Regions from separate parts of the Homo sapiens genome. Here region 2 is linked to region 1. The links are chromatin loops, found by intact Hi-C in ENCODE. Cell type or tissue: endothelial cell of umbilical vein. All regions are shown on one strand. Links, peaks and the distances in the headings refer to the core of each region. The heading gives the core; the rest is flanking DNA.

The links. Hi-C counts contacts between places; a loop is a spot of excess contacts. Peaks named below come from ENCODE experiments on the same cell type or tissue, not always from the same donor. Only the 100,000 strongest peaks of a DNase experiment are listed, where the experiment ranks them.
Region 2: it touches region 1 in a loop (17-fold over the local background); 9 of 110 quality-filtered maps call a loop at or near these places.

What each region holds. Positions count from the first base shown.
Region 1 is chr6:9,537,125-9,543,887 of GRCh38, reverse strand. No RefSeq gene overlaps it. Among named protein-coding and RNA genes, the nearest start is that of TFAP2A-AS2, 860 kb to the left of the region's middle. In endothelial cell of umbilical vein, for the core only: a CTCF peak has its summit at 3,155 (motif pointing left); DNase peaks (open chromatin) are centred at 3,187 and 3,517; H3K27ac peaks cover 1,234 bases.
Region 2 is chr6:9,247,189-9,253,951 of GRCh38, reverse strand. No RefSeq gene overlaps it. Among named protein-coding and RNA genes, the nearest start is that of HULC, 600 kb to the right of the region's middle. In endothelial cell of umbilical vein, for the core only: a CTCF peak has its summit at 2,994 (motif pointing left); a DNase peak (open chromatin) is centred at 2,981.

The sequences.
Region 1 (6,763 bases), core at 1,246-6,245:
TGTTGAAATGTGTGTGGCACCTCCCACCTCTCTCTCTGGCTCCCTCTCCTGCCACGTGACATGCCTGCTCTCCCTTCAGCTTCCACTGTGATTGGAAGGTTACTGAGGCCCTCACTGGAAGCAGAGCAGATGTTGGTGCTATACTTGTACAACCTGTATAACTGTAAGCCAATTAAACCGTTCTCTTCATAAATTACCATGCCTCAGGGATTTCTCTATAGCAATGCAAGAACATCCTAATACATTTGGTAAATATGGTTGGAGTTCTAACCAAGTATTGGGATGCTGTTAGCCAGTCCTTGCAATAGACTCAATAAGGTTTCTTTATTTTGCCAAGTCAGATTGAGGTTACTCAATCTATCAAAGGTGAATACTTGTTTGAGCAAATAGTGAGCCCTGGGCTTGGGCATGTGTGCCAGTGATTAGAAAGAAACCTGTAATGCCAAAAGAGGAAATCAGTGGCAATGTAAGGAGAAAGTAACGGGATCAAAGAGGATGATGCCGATGTCCATCATACAAGGCTCTTAACAAAACTATAGGTCACATAAACAGGAGAGTTCGGAGGTATTTATGAGCACAAACTAACAGGTTAAATATTTTATGGTCTATCCATAATTTAGAATAATACGCAGTTATTAAGAATCATTTTTTCAAGAATATTTACTATTCCTAAGAGTGCATTCCCAGTTAAAAGGGGAAAATTATCATTAAAACTATTATAAAATGATCCTGAATTTATAACTTGTAGCAAATATAATAAATACATGATAAGACTTTATATTGTTTTATAAATAAAAAGAGGAAAGAAGTTAATCAGAATATCAGAATTATTGGTAATTTGTTATCTTCTTTATATAGTTCTGTATTTTTTACATTTTCTATAATAATATGAAGTACCTTATATTTATGATCACAGAAAATAAATGCCATCAAATATAAGATGGCCATAGTGACAAACTCAGTTAATACCTAAAAACAAGTGAATTATATGTCTTGTAAGTTAGATATCACATGGATAACATGTAAAATTGCACTTATAATTTGATTTAATGGTTTATGTTCTAGTATATAAAATAGTACAGAATGTTAAATATACATGAATAGAAAATGATATAAGAATTTAACATCTAACTACCTTTACGAAAGTAGTACCATTTCCCCCATTTCCCTCTTATAGTACAAACCAATCATTCAAGCATACTTTTAAATAGCATTTCTTGTATTTGAAAAGTTATTGAGTAATCAAACAGTGACCTTTCGTACTCCACCAAGAAATGCAATTCAGCTTTGTATAGCTTCCATACTAATCAATATCCTATTATGATCACAGACGAGATTTTTACAACTGAGACACAGCAGCTAGAGTACCAGATACGCTTTTGTTTTCTCTAATGCCAGAAATTTTACGCCTTTGCATAAGAAACCATTTTAAGTAGGAACATTGCATTATTTCTCTTTTGAACAGAGCAATTAAGTTTTAGGTTCTATCATAATGCTATGAGAATAGGGTGTATTAACCATCATAGAGCCATTACCTCATAAGACTTATCTTTATAAAGAATATGTGAATCTCCTTTCATCTTGCTTATTTATTCTGAATGGGTGTGTAAAGATTGATGTGTAGCATACCATTCATAAATCAGACTACAGGAACGCCAAGAGATACTCACATCTAGAGCTGATACTATTATTAGGCTCCACCAACTGATTATCTAATACAGTATTTAGTCGATTAGTTCATTAATAATGATCAAACCGGTTGTGTACATCAATACAAATATATTTAAAATACTTATACGGCACTTCAAACTCTAACTCTTTTAGAAGTACAATCCAGGCAAAGGGTTGGCTGCTGATTTTAGCCTGCATGGGCTTCCAGGGCAAAGCCAGATCTATTAGAGGTTATGGCACAAACTATCAGTTGACTTACTGATGAATTAATATCTACGTTGAGAGGATCAGGGACAACTAATTTTAAATATCTCTTTGAACATGTATATAGCCAAAGATTTATAATCATTTCTTACATTACATTTTTATGCATTAGAAAACTTACCGTAATAAATAAATATAAATATCAGGGAGAGAAAGAAGATAGAGGATTACCACTACCGCCACCATGACCCAGGGGGATATTTTGTGAAAACTCTCGTTCTACTGCTAGCTAAATGAACCAAGACAGTAAATCCACAAAGACTTAGACATCATCACTAGAAACAAAGGTTGAATTTCAAAAGCATTATTGGCTCTTCTAGCTGCTATGTAAGTTCCAGGGGAAAAAAATCCTAATGACTCTTACTATATATGGCATTCAAGGAAAATAAAATATTTTCCATAGACTAAAGAAGGGCCATATATCTATTCTGTATACTCATTTGTCTAGTATGTGTTTCTATGGCCTTTCATTACAATAAACTCTTGATATTTTGGTTTGGGGCTTATTATCCAAAAGTGAGCAAGAAAGCAAAACTACAAAGTTATGTCATCCTGACTTTGAAGAGGTTTACTTTCTGTTTTGACGTCTATTGAATCAATGGCATCAGCCTCTTTAAAAGTACGCTAAGCCAATATTGAATCTTGTAAGGGAATTGCATAGATCTCTTAGATGGTCCTAATAGAGGCTTGCCCATTTGAGTCATGGGACTAAGGAAGAAATCCAGGGGCAGTAGCGCAGAATCATTATTGGGGATTATGTTCCAAAAAAAGGTATTAAAAAAACTAATACTAATAGTGCTTGCTATAAAATATTGAAAAAAACTCTAATACTAATAGTGCTTGCTATAGGCTGTATCTGTTCCCCAACTTCTTTATACATATTATCATTTTTTAAAATCTTCACAGCTATGCTGTGGAGTAGGTATTATTATCCCCATATTACAGATGAGGAAACTGAGGCACAGAAACAAATAATTTGCCCAACATTACATATTCAGGAAGTGCCTGAGCCATGTGTTTGAACTTGGGCAGCCAGTCTTCAAAACCCCCAAGCGCATTGCTTTCCCTCTGTTTAGAAACAACGTGGCAAGAAGTGAACTACCTGCTCCTCATAGTCACTGGTTCCTTTAGACAGCAGAAATTTTCTCTCCAAAGATAATGACTCAAGGGGAAATTTTAACATCAGCAAATAGGGCTTCAATTTGACTCCTTTTATCATCAGGAGTGTGATCTAGTGCCCTCTAGAGGGCAAAAGGGGAGATCATGAGCAATGCAGATTTTTTTTATGAACATAAGCAGAAAATTTGCATTAAGACAATATAGAATTGGAAGTTTGAAAAGCCTACATTCTTATTATTAAATCTCTCTATTTAAAAAATTTTTGTAAAGTTACTTGTCTTCCTGTAATATGGAAATGATAAACTTCTGGATGTTGTACAAATGAACTGCAGCCAAGATGATAATGTGAAAATATGGAACATAAGATAGTACATAGTAAAATCTTAAAATGACAAAAGTAATCATTTAGGTAGCCCAACTTTCACAGCTGCATGATTTTAAGACACCAACAATTACTTGAAGCAGGCTCAAATAAAAGAGAAGATAATTAGTGAAAAACCCATTGTTCTTTTGCAGGGAGACTTGGTATCACTCCAATCAACACAAAATTAGGTCATCTGCATTGCACATAAAGATACTCACCAAGCACCAAAAACCTGGCCTGGTTTTGAAGAAATCTGATTTCTCTACAAACCAGTGCTTTCTAGATGTGAAAATAAAGACTTTTTTTTCTCTAAGGCAGACAAAATATATAAATAATATTTTAGATAATTGGTACTCATTAAATACTTGATAAATTAGTGAATGAATTCTGGTTCTAGTTATACTAAAGGTCAAATACGCTTTAGTTTTTTTATGTATTGTCTAACTTCTCACCCATCTTTGTTGAACTAATGAAATGAAGATATCCATCATGATGTAACTGTGAGCTGGGAGGATCTAAATTACCTTCATCTGGCACCATTCCAATATACTATAAATGAGGTAATTGTCCTTGACTATAAAATTTGCATTTTCAAGACTTAATTGCTATCATTACATCTTTTTTGTAATTCTATTAATTTAACTGAATGGAGCGGTTGGTTTTATGGTTAAAAATTTGCATTAAAACATTGTACAACTAAATAGAATTTTAATATTTTTATCCAAAGTTCTATACAGTTATCCCAGAGGAGCTAAGTAATTTCACAAGAAAAAGTAGAGACCTGTCAACAAGCAGCTTTTACCTTCAGTGATCATTAACAGACCTTCAAGTCACCTGCAAATGCCTCATTCTGGGATTTGAGAAGCCACTGAGGCCATGCACTCCATGGATTCCTCCGACTTAATCATTAACAGGAAATCTATTAGCCATAGCCAAGGCATGGCTGGGTGCCCTTTCCTATGATCGTCTTGGTGTTTGAGGTGTTTCCATCTTATCCTCAGCTGAATGGGTCATTCTATATCTCCATGTGTTTTAGTTCAGTTGGAACATGCAGTCCTCGCTGCTCTCTCTCCTCCTGAGCAAGGTATTTACATGTACGTGTCTGATCTTCCAGCCACAGTTCATTGCACAGACTGGTTAGTAAAATGTTATAATTCTTCACTCCTACTGGAGGGGGCAGTTGAGAAAACTTTCCACCTTAGCCTTTGGAATCTTTGTGGTCACTTAACAATTATGCAGCCTTTTCTTAATAAATTTTAATGTATGTGCAGAACTTTTCTAGTCAATTAACACAAGCATTTTCTTAAGTAAAGACACAGAAAATTGCAGTTAATGAAATTGACATTTTACTTAACAATTCTCCAACCCTCTAGACCTTTGAAAACTACCAGCATCTTGGTTTTTGGACAACTGAGTTTGGTTAAAAATCAGAAAAGGACTGGGGCAAAGCTTCATACAATAAAGTTTGGAAGGAGGGGTAAAAACTGAGAAGAAGCCTTTGTTTTGAAAAATTTTGCAGTGATGGTGGATTTTCCTGACTTTACTAGCCAGCTGTGAGGATGAGTGCACTCGTGTACCTTCTGATACCACTTAGTTCAGAGAAAGATGGCAAATATTTGCAGAAAGTGGATAAGGAAATGTCATTAGGGACATGAAGAGCCTTAGGCATGCTTTATACCAAGCATTAATTTTGAAGATGAAGACCAGAAGCCCAGAAAAGGTCTGTGACTTGACCAAGGACTTCCATTTAGTCAGTGGCACAGATGACCTAAAAGTCAGCATCCTTGATTCCAGTACATACTTGTAGTCACTACATCATACTTCCCTTCTAATGCCAAAAGCTCTTCTTCTGGGGAGAATCACTGCAGACTACAATCAAAGCAGCAGGGCCTGGGAGGGTTCAGTGAGAGATGGTTGACACTGGCCCCAGATGTCAGAATTAGTTCCTCATCCACCAGTCTTAATACTTCATGGATCTTCTTGTACATACTCCCAGACCCAATCCCTGAAGCCCAGTAAATTGAAGGATGTATGTCTTAAACAACCAGGAAGCCAAGTGTGTCACTTAGGTTTCTTTTTCTACCAAACTGACACGCCCACTGATTCTATACGTATCACTTTGAATTCATTCAGAGAGATTTTATGAAGTGTGACAACTCCCACGTCAAAATAAATTCTAGTTGTTCTCACCAGAAACACAGAACGGTATTGTATTATTGAGCACACCATGATGTAACTACCTAGGGATGACATCAGGAATGAGTTGTATATAAAAGGGAAGACTTTATATGAATTAGCATCCTCAAAACATTATAGTTGTGCTTACTCAAGAATTCAGTGTGGGGCATTTAGATTGAACGCAACCTATTATGTCAATCATAGAACCTATTCTACCAAGATTAATGAAATCAGCCAATTATTTTTAGGTTAATAATATTTATAAGGAGCCAGGCATGGTGGCTCATGCCTGTAATCCTAGCACTTTGGGAGGCTGAGAAGGCCACATCTCCTGAAGTCAGGAGTTTGAGACTAGCCTAGCCAACATGGCAAACCCTGTCTCTATTAAAAATACAAAAAAAAAAAATTAGCTGGTCCTGGTGGCACATGCCTGTAATCCCAGCTGCACATGAGGCTGAAGCAGGAGAATTGCTTGAACCCAGCAGGCGAGGTTGCAGTGAGCCGAGATCTCACCACTGCATTCCAGCCTGGGCAACAGAGCGAGATTCGTCTCAAAAAACAAAATTTTTTTGAAAGATATTTCTTGCTTAAACAGGAAATGAATTTCCTTATCTCTGCCTTTTCTGTCCCCAATCCTTCCCCACAATGTGATTAATCATAGCTTAGTATGCATTGTGCTTTGTAGCTTTAATGCACAATAATATTTCAAGAATCACACTAGTGACTTATTTAGGGAAGGTCACATAAATCACAAGTTTATTGCCACCATGAGCCAATGGAAAAGACTTTGCATAAACCTCAGCTATAATTCCCTCCCCCCTCATTTTCTCTGAACACTTCAACTCAAAGAAGTCTGACTCAATTTAATAAACATTTAATGAATTTCTACTATGTTCAAAGCACTGTACCAAGTACGAGGATCTTAGAAATGAGTAAAGCATATCCCTCTACCTAAGGCATGTATTTTTCTTGTCTGGATAGCTATGACTGCTATCACTTACCTGCATCTTCTAAGCTACTTAAATTTTTGTGTTTGTAGTTATATTCTAACTCCCAAGTTATTTGCTAAGGAAGCTGGAGTTTGAAGATACGCCTTGTTTTTATATTCTGACCAGTGTGATCCTATATCCTGCTTTGCCTGACTGGCTTTTCTTGTCTCAGGATAAT
Region 2 (6,763 bases), core at 712-5,711, 290 kb after region 1:
TCAGAATTGGCATCGAAGTATTTATTTATTTTTAAGGAACTTATAAATGTAAAAAGAGTAGGACATACATTTTTGAAATGTTTCTAGGATTTGGAAGATTGCTTTAGTTTTTATTGTAGGCACTTTCCCATAGCAATTCAAATTGTGCTCTAAATCTACATACATCAAACCAAAACATATCCAAAAAAAAAAAAAAAACTGGCCTATGCAATGCACCCATAAATTAGAATCTCCCAAAATGTGTCTTCTCTCAGGATACTAAGGACAAGGATAGTGAGTAAACCAAAGAAACTTTTTTTTCTGTATAGTATTTAATTAAATCAACTGGAAAATGTTGGTAATGAAAAAGTTTTGAAATCACTTATTTATCATTTATTATAAATTCCTAAATACATTATAGAAGTGATGGATTGTACATTGGAAGAAAGAAAGAAGGAAAGAGCACATGATAAAGAAAATTTTGAGTAGCATTACTGTATTCAACAAGTTTCAAGCTGATTGTTTCTCTGGCTTGTGAAATTTATGCTTTTAGCTTATAATGTTCCAAAGGAAATAAAACCACCCACTGGATGTAAGTCAATATCATTATCTCTTCCATTTTTCTGTTTTGCCATCCAAGTTTTTTTTTTTAATTCACAATTTTACAAAATAAAAAGAGAGTCTTTAAGGCCCAACAATCAGGAGACCCTCAAGAGTACAGAAGAGCTGAAGAGGAGGCCAAAGGGAGGTGGAGAAGGGAAGATATAACACATTCTCAGGATAAATCTGCTAGGAAATCTCACAAGTAAGGCATTCAGCCAACTGCCATATGCCCTGACAAAGATACCAACAGCAGCAGTGAGCCCAGGGAGCTGTTTTATCATTAGCCCCTCACCCAGCAGTGGTAGAAACTCATTTAGCCCCATGCTGGACTTTCATTAGGCCAGACTCGCATCAGATGGTCCCATGCTTTGGCTCAGGAGCGGTGTGGCCCTTTATTGGGGGAGGCAGCCACATCTCAGCTCAGCAGGGAGCCCAGATTGGAGTGTTCCTCGCTGACAGATGCCAGGGCCTCAGCGGAGGACCCAGTGGCCAAGGGAGCCTGATGCAAAGCTATCTTTTATGTTGGCATTTTGTGGGCCAAAGCCTATGGAAAAGGAAAAATAATAATCCTAAAGCTTTCAAGTTTGTCTTTAACCTGACTTCCACTGAAAATAAGATAGAGTGAAAAAGAAAATCCACAAAGCTGAAAGCAAAGAGAAAATGCCAAAAATCTTCACTTGGAATCACAACAAAGAGCTGAGCTGACACTGACAATCGTTTGTTGTTTTTTTTTTTCCTCCGGACTGTAATAAAAAGTCAACGAAGCAAGGGATGTCAATATATTCTAATAACAAAGATGTGAAATTTTAGAGGGCCCTTTTCCTTCTTCTTCATAGGGAAGCTTTAAAATATGCAGAAAGAGAGAGCAAGTATCCAAGTCTAATAGATGCATATAGGAAAGATATGTTTCTTAAAAAAAAACAAAAACTAAAACTTACATCATAGCAGTGATACACACTGTGGTTTTGGGGAGAAAGGAATTTAAAAATTCAATTTGTGTTTATTTCTTCTAAATTTATAATTCCATCAAGAATTATAGACAAAAGAAGAAAGCCAGCTGATGCTTTTTTTCTATCAGCCTTTTTCAGGAGGAAAAAATTGTGTTCAATATTTTAATCCCTGATCGTTTAAAAAATTATATTACTATGCTTTATTATCTGAAAGCTTTTTAGAACTATATAAGAACCCAAAATGTATCTTTCTGTTCATTTTTTAGGTGTCCATGAATTATAGAATAAACAACAGATGATCTAGGAGAAACAGAAAGCATTTTTATTCTTTTATTTCATGCATTTAATTGGGTTGTTTTTATACCAATTACAAATGCCATTACTTTATATATAAAGTTTTCATATCAATATGATATACTAAAGAATACTTTTTAAATGCAAGTTATATTTACTAACTCTTCTGAAAATGTGTATTTCAATTTATATAAAAGCAGCAGATTGAAAGGCAAAGAAAAGCAGAATGAACCCTCCTAATATACAGTATTTTCTATGGAAATTTATTTATTGTATATTTAGAAGATTTCAATAAAACATTAGCAAATTACATAACAATCTAAAATACCTGTGATATTCTGAACTCTGAATGTTGGTTGACAGATCAGGAAAAAAAATACTAGTCAGTTTCTCATCTTTTCAAAGATGAGTCTCTAGTTATTGTAAAGTATTCTAGTCTCCTTCTTCATCTTCTCTTGGATGAAGTTTGCAGATATCTTTAGGTCAATGGACCATAGGGAGCTTTCTTGGTGCAGTGAAGCCCTTTATAGTACATTTCTCTCCAGGCATCTCTATTCCTGTTTGTCAATGACATGTGGCTTATCATCCACTTAATCATCCTGGTTTATGTCAATTTACAGGCATGTTAGGGAGCCTCACTGCAGATGGTTTCTTTTACTGAATTTTTAAAAATGAACTTTTGGTATTTCTGTATACTCTTTTATTTTATTTAAATAGTAATATTATTTGAAAGAGAAAATCTTTTTGTTTACTAAGAACTAATGGTGCAAAAATATTGCAAAATTCTTTTTAAAAGAAAACAGACAATAAGCAACTATAGACCAATAACCCAAACAAAAAATAAATAAGAAGCTGAAATTATTGCAGTATCATTGACATTTTGAGACTGGCTCTCTCTGGCTTTTAATTTTAGAAGTAGAGCTAGTGTAGGTATGTATGAAGGTGTGTGTGTGCGTGTGTGTGTGTGTGTGAAAATAATTACCAGTGACCTACAGTAACAGTCCTTCCCGCCTAGATGTTTCAGCTGCATTTGACGTCGTTATTGCCTGAGACAACAGTCTGGCTGCGATGTTAACAAACTGGGCCAAGCCTCTTTGATGCACCACAGGTATTAGAAAGTTGAGCACTCACGTAAGCCCTCGAGCAGGTGGGCTGTGTTGAAGCGCCACCTACTGAAACATCGTGTTTCCCAATCCTGCATTCCCAAAGTTGTCATTTACTACAGCATTGGCAAAACTGGTTCAGGGGAAAAAATTCCAGTACAAATGAAATCCTATTTTTGGCAAGCAGGACTCTATAAGTGTGTCAGCTTCCAACTTTACTGATTACAGCAGTTTGTCTATGCTGATGCATTTTTGATCTCTCTTTTCTAAGTAAGAATATAGACCAAAAGGAATACCAGCTTGCATGTTCATAAATTGGGTCATTGATGAGTGTAGGAAAAGAAGGGAGAGGAAGGAAGAGGACCGGGCAGTGTTCAATGCAATTTACACATTTGCAAGATTTTTTTTCATAATAAAATAGATCTGAGTAAAAAATGTCATACAATCTCATACACTCACACGTGCACCTACATAAATCTCTAACGGATTATATTCATCCTAAGGGAGGTGATTAAAATAACACCCAAATTGACATCTGTATGCACATTCCCCTATTGTTGCCAACCTACTCTCTATTATTAAAAAAAAAAAAAGAAAAAAGTGTTCAGGAGGAACTGAATATTCTATCTCACTTTATAAGTGAGAATAAGAATGCTGTCCAGCCACATTGCAAGAGGTAACACTAGCTCATGACAGACAGGACAAGCTTTAATAACTGATCTTGAGATTGGTTGAGATGTTGTTAGGTTTTAAAACAGAATGGCATGTTACATATCATGGACATTGAGAAAACAAAATGATTTTCTTTCTAAAACAATTTCTTAAAAATATAATGTAGCGTTTCTTCTACATAGCAGGCTTGCCCTTGGTGGGGAAAGCCATTTATGGTGACAGCATAAGGATTTCTATTTGTAGAATTTAGGGGAAGAGATTATTGGGTTTTTCGACTCCATTTTTAAAGTTATTCAAGTAGTAAATCCATTCTTCATGGAAATATAGACTATTTAAATAATATACCAAAGGCTAATTCTGACAGTGCTAATATAATTTTCTGAATCAAGGTCATTTGTTTTACACACACACACACATATATATATACACATATAAACTATATATATAAACTATACATATAAACTATATATATAAACTATATATATAAAGTATATATGGTGCAAAAATATTGCAAAATTCTTTTTAAAAGAAAACAAATAGACATGCATAGAAGCAACTATAAACCAATAACCCAAACAAAAAATAATATATGTAATTTATATATATATTTATTTATTTATTTAAACAATGAAAGTAAAAGTTCCCAGGCCTGATATATTCTTAAAGTTCTCTTTGGTAAATATATATTTGTATGCTATAAATAAGAGCTGTGCAGAAGTCTATATAAGTAGAAAAGTCATTTATATACTTAACTACTGTAGCAACACATTTACATAGGCTCCCTCTAAGACTGCAATGTTTTATTACGTTGACTTTTAGACTCATAAACTTCCAAAGGTAATACCCCCTATAACACTTATCTTTTTCCAAAACAACCACTGGCCTTTCATTACATAGAAAGCTTAATTGTCAAAGTCACAATTAAATCCTATTAAGGGATTGGTTTAAAGCCACAAAGGAGTAAAACAAATTTGAGAAAGCGGCTTAATCCTCTTCCTCAACTATGAACCATTAGGCATTGTGTTTTTAATGTAAAAAGAACTTGGAATTTAGATCCAAAATAGTTATTCACATATAATATTTTAGGTATTGCTCTAATTTATTTTTAGGCCATTGTTCTTAGTCAGAATTAAAAGCTGCACCCTTGGGAATTATAACCCTGGCAAGAAGTGGGGCTGGCTTTTGTGGCCTCCACTAACTCATTTGATCAAAAAGAATGGGAATTCTTTCCCTATCATCCATAAAATGTGGGTCATAGTAACTACTTTTTCTCCCGGAAAAGCTATGGAAATAATAACCTTAAATCATCAAGATTTTCAAAGAGAGACATTATTTCAAAATCAAAATTTCAAAACTTTCCTGAAAATGCAAATTAAATTTTAAGCTTAATTAATCCAAATTTGTACGTGGAAATACATACCAACATGTATGCTAACATGCTCTTATAAAAAGGTCAGCCTCAGAAACAATTCTTTTACTAGTTTATGAAAAAGACCAACTTAGAACTGGTGCCAGAGTCAGCATTCCACATTATTAAAAAGCAAATTTAAGGATAGGGTTTATTACAGGCAAGTCTTCATTCTATGATGGAATTTTATTTTAAAGGTTTTTAAATATCTACCAGAATAGAAAAGGAAAATATGGGCATTAAACACCTGCAGCCCCGAAAAGCAGACCATTTCACTCAACAGAAAGAAAAGAATGAATCCACCTAAGAGGAAACTTTTTCTCACTTTATGGAAGCATGTGCTCTTCAAATCTGCCCTTGCAAAAGAGCATAGTGATCAAAATACGCACATGCTTCAGGTCGTAACAACTAACACCTAAAATAACAAAACACAGACGCACAAATAGAATCATGAACATATTGATAAAATGGATTAGACTTCATCATCTTCTACTGTGTCCCAAACAAAATATCACTCATTCATGAATTCAGCCCCAAGGCAGAATCTGAGTAAATAAATGGGCCTTGCCCCATGCTCCAGGGTCACCACACTCTGGTTTGGCTTGCTCAATGGAGAGCAAATTCCAAAGTGGAGAGCACTCTGCCTGATGACACCCAGTTTCAGCCTGAAGACTATTAGCAATCCAAGGTAGCTGGTGCTTTGAGGTCATACACCACAGACACGCAATTTGGAAATAAAATAAGTGCCTAAACCAGTCTATCTAGTAGATACGCGAGGGTGCATTTAGGTGGTTCTTTTCACCTTTAGACAATTATTTAAAATAAGAGTGCTTTCTTTACAAGTCTCAAAGTTGGCTTAATCTTTATACTTTGCTAAAAAATCAGTATGTAATCAAGTCCTCTAAGGAATGGTTCTAATTTAATGTATTCTGGATTTCATTTAAAGAAATCTGGAAGGACTTTCAAAGCACTGCAACTTTTTCAGAGCAAATGAAAAGTATGTCTTAAATGGTATTTGGCAGTTAACATCCCCCTAATGACACCATTGCTAAGTTGTTTGAAAACTATGATTCCCATTGTCTGGACAGAAGTGCCCACTTTTCTCTCTAAGAATGTCCTATTAAGTTTAGTGAAACAATGCTAGGACTTAAGTCCATGGTGTGCAATGTGGCCCAAGTATTAAGCATTCAAGAACGCACAGAAAATACAGAGTAAGATGGCACAGATCAAACCTAATTATGTATGCATGCACATATTTTCTATATACAAAATAAATACTTAAAAGTTAATAACTAGAAAATAGCAAATGTCTTCTAGATATTTAAATCCAGAGATTTCTGATTAAAAATTTCATGTTGCATATATAACTGTATTACATGGTTTCTAAGCCTGGTGCACAGGCTGGATTATCCTATACTCTACTGGTTGAAGAATCTTGATATAAATAATTTTATTCTCATATTTTCCAGTCATGAAAATTTACATCTTATAATAAAATCATAAATATTTGTCTTCCAAGAGCAAACAGATTGCTCTCTATACATCTAATTTTTCCTATATTCTCTACCAATAAGATTTTAATAAGAAATATTACCACTTACTTACCCTCCCAAATACTTGCAAATTATTTTCTTTATAAAATTATAATATATATATATAGTTAATTAAAAACTGAGACTTCCATACCTACAAGTTAAGAAAAAAAAGTTCTGTAACTATTCAGACTATTACTCACTCAAAATACTGTATATATA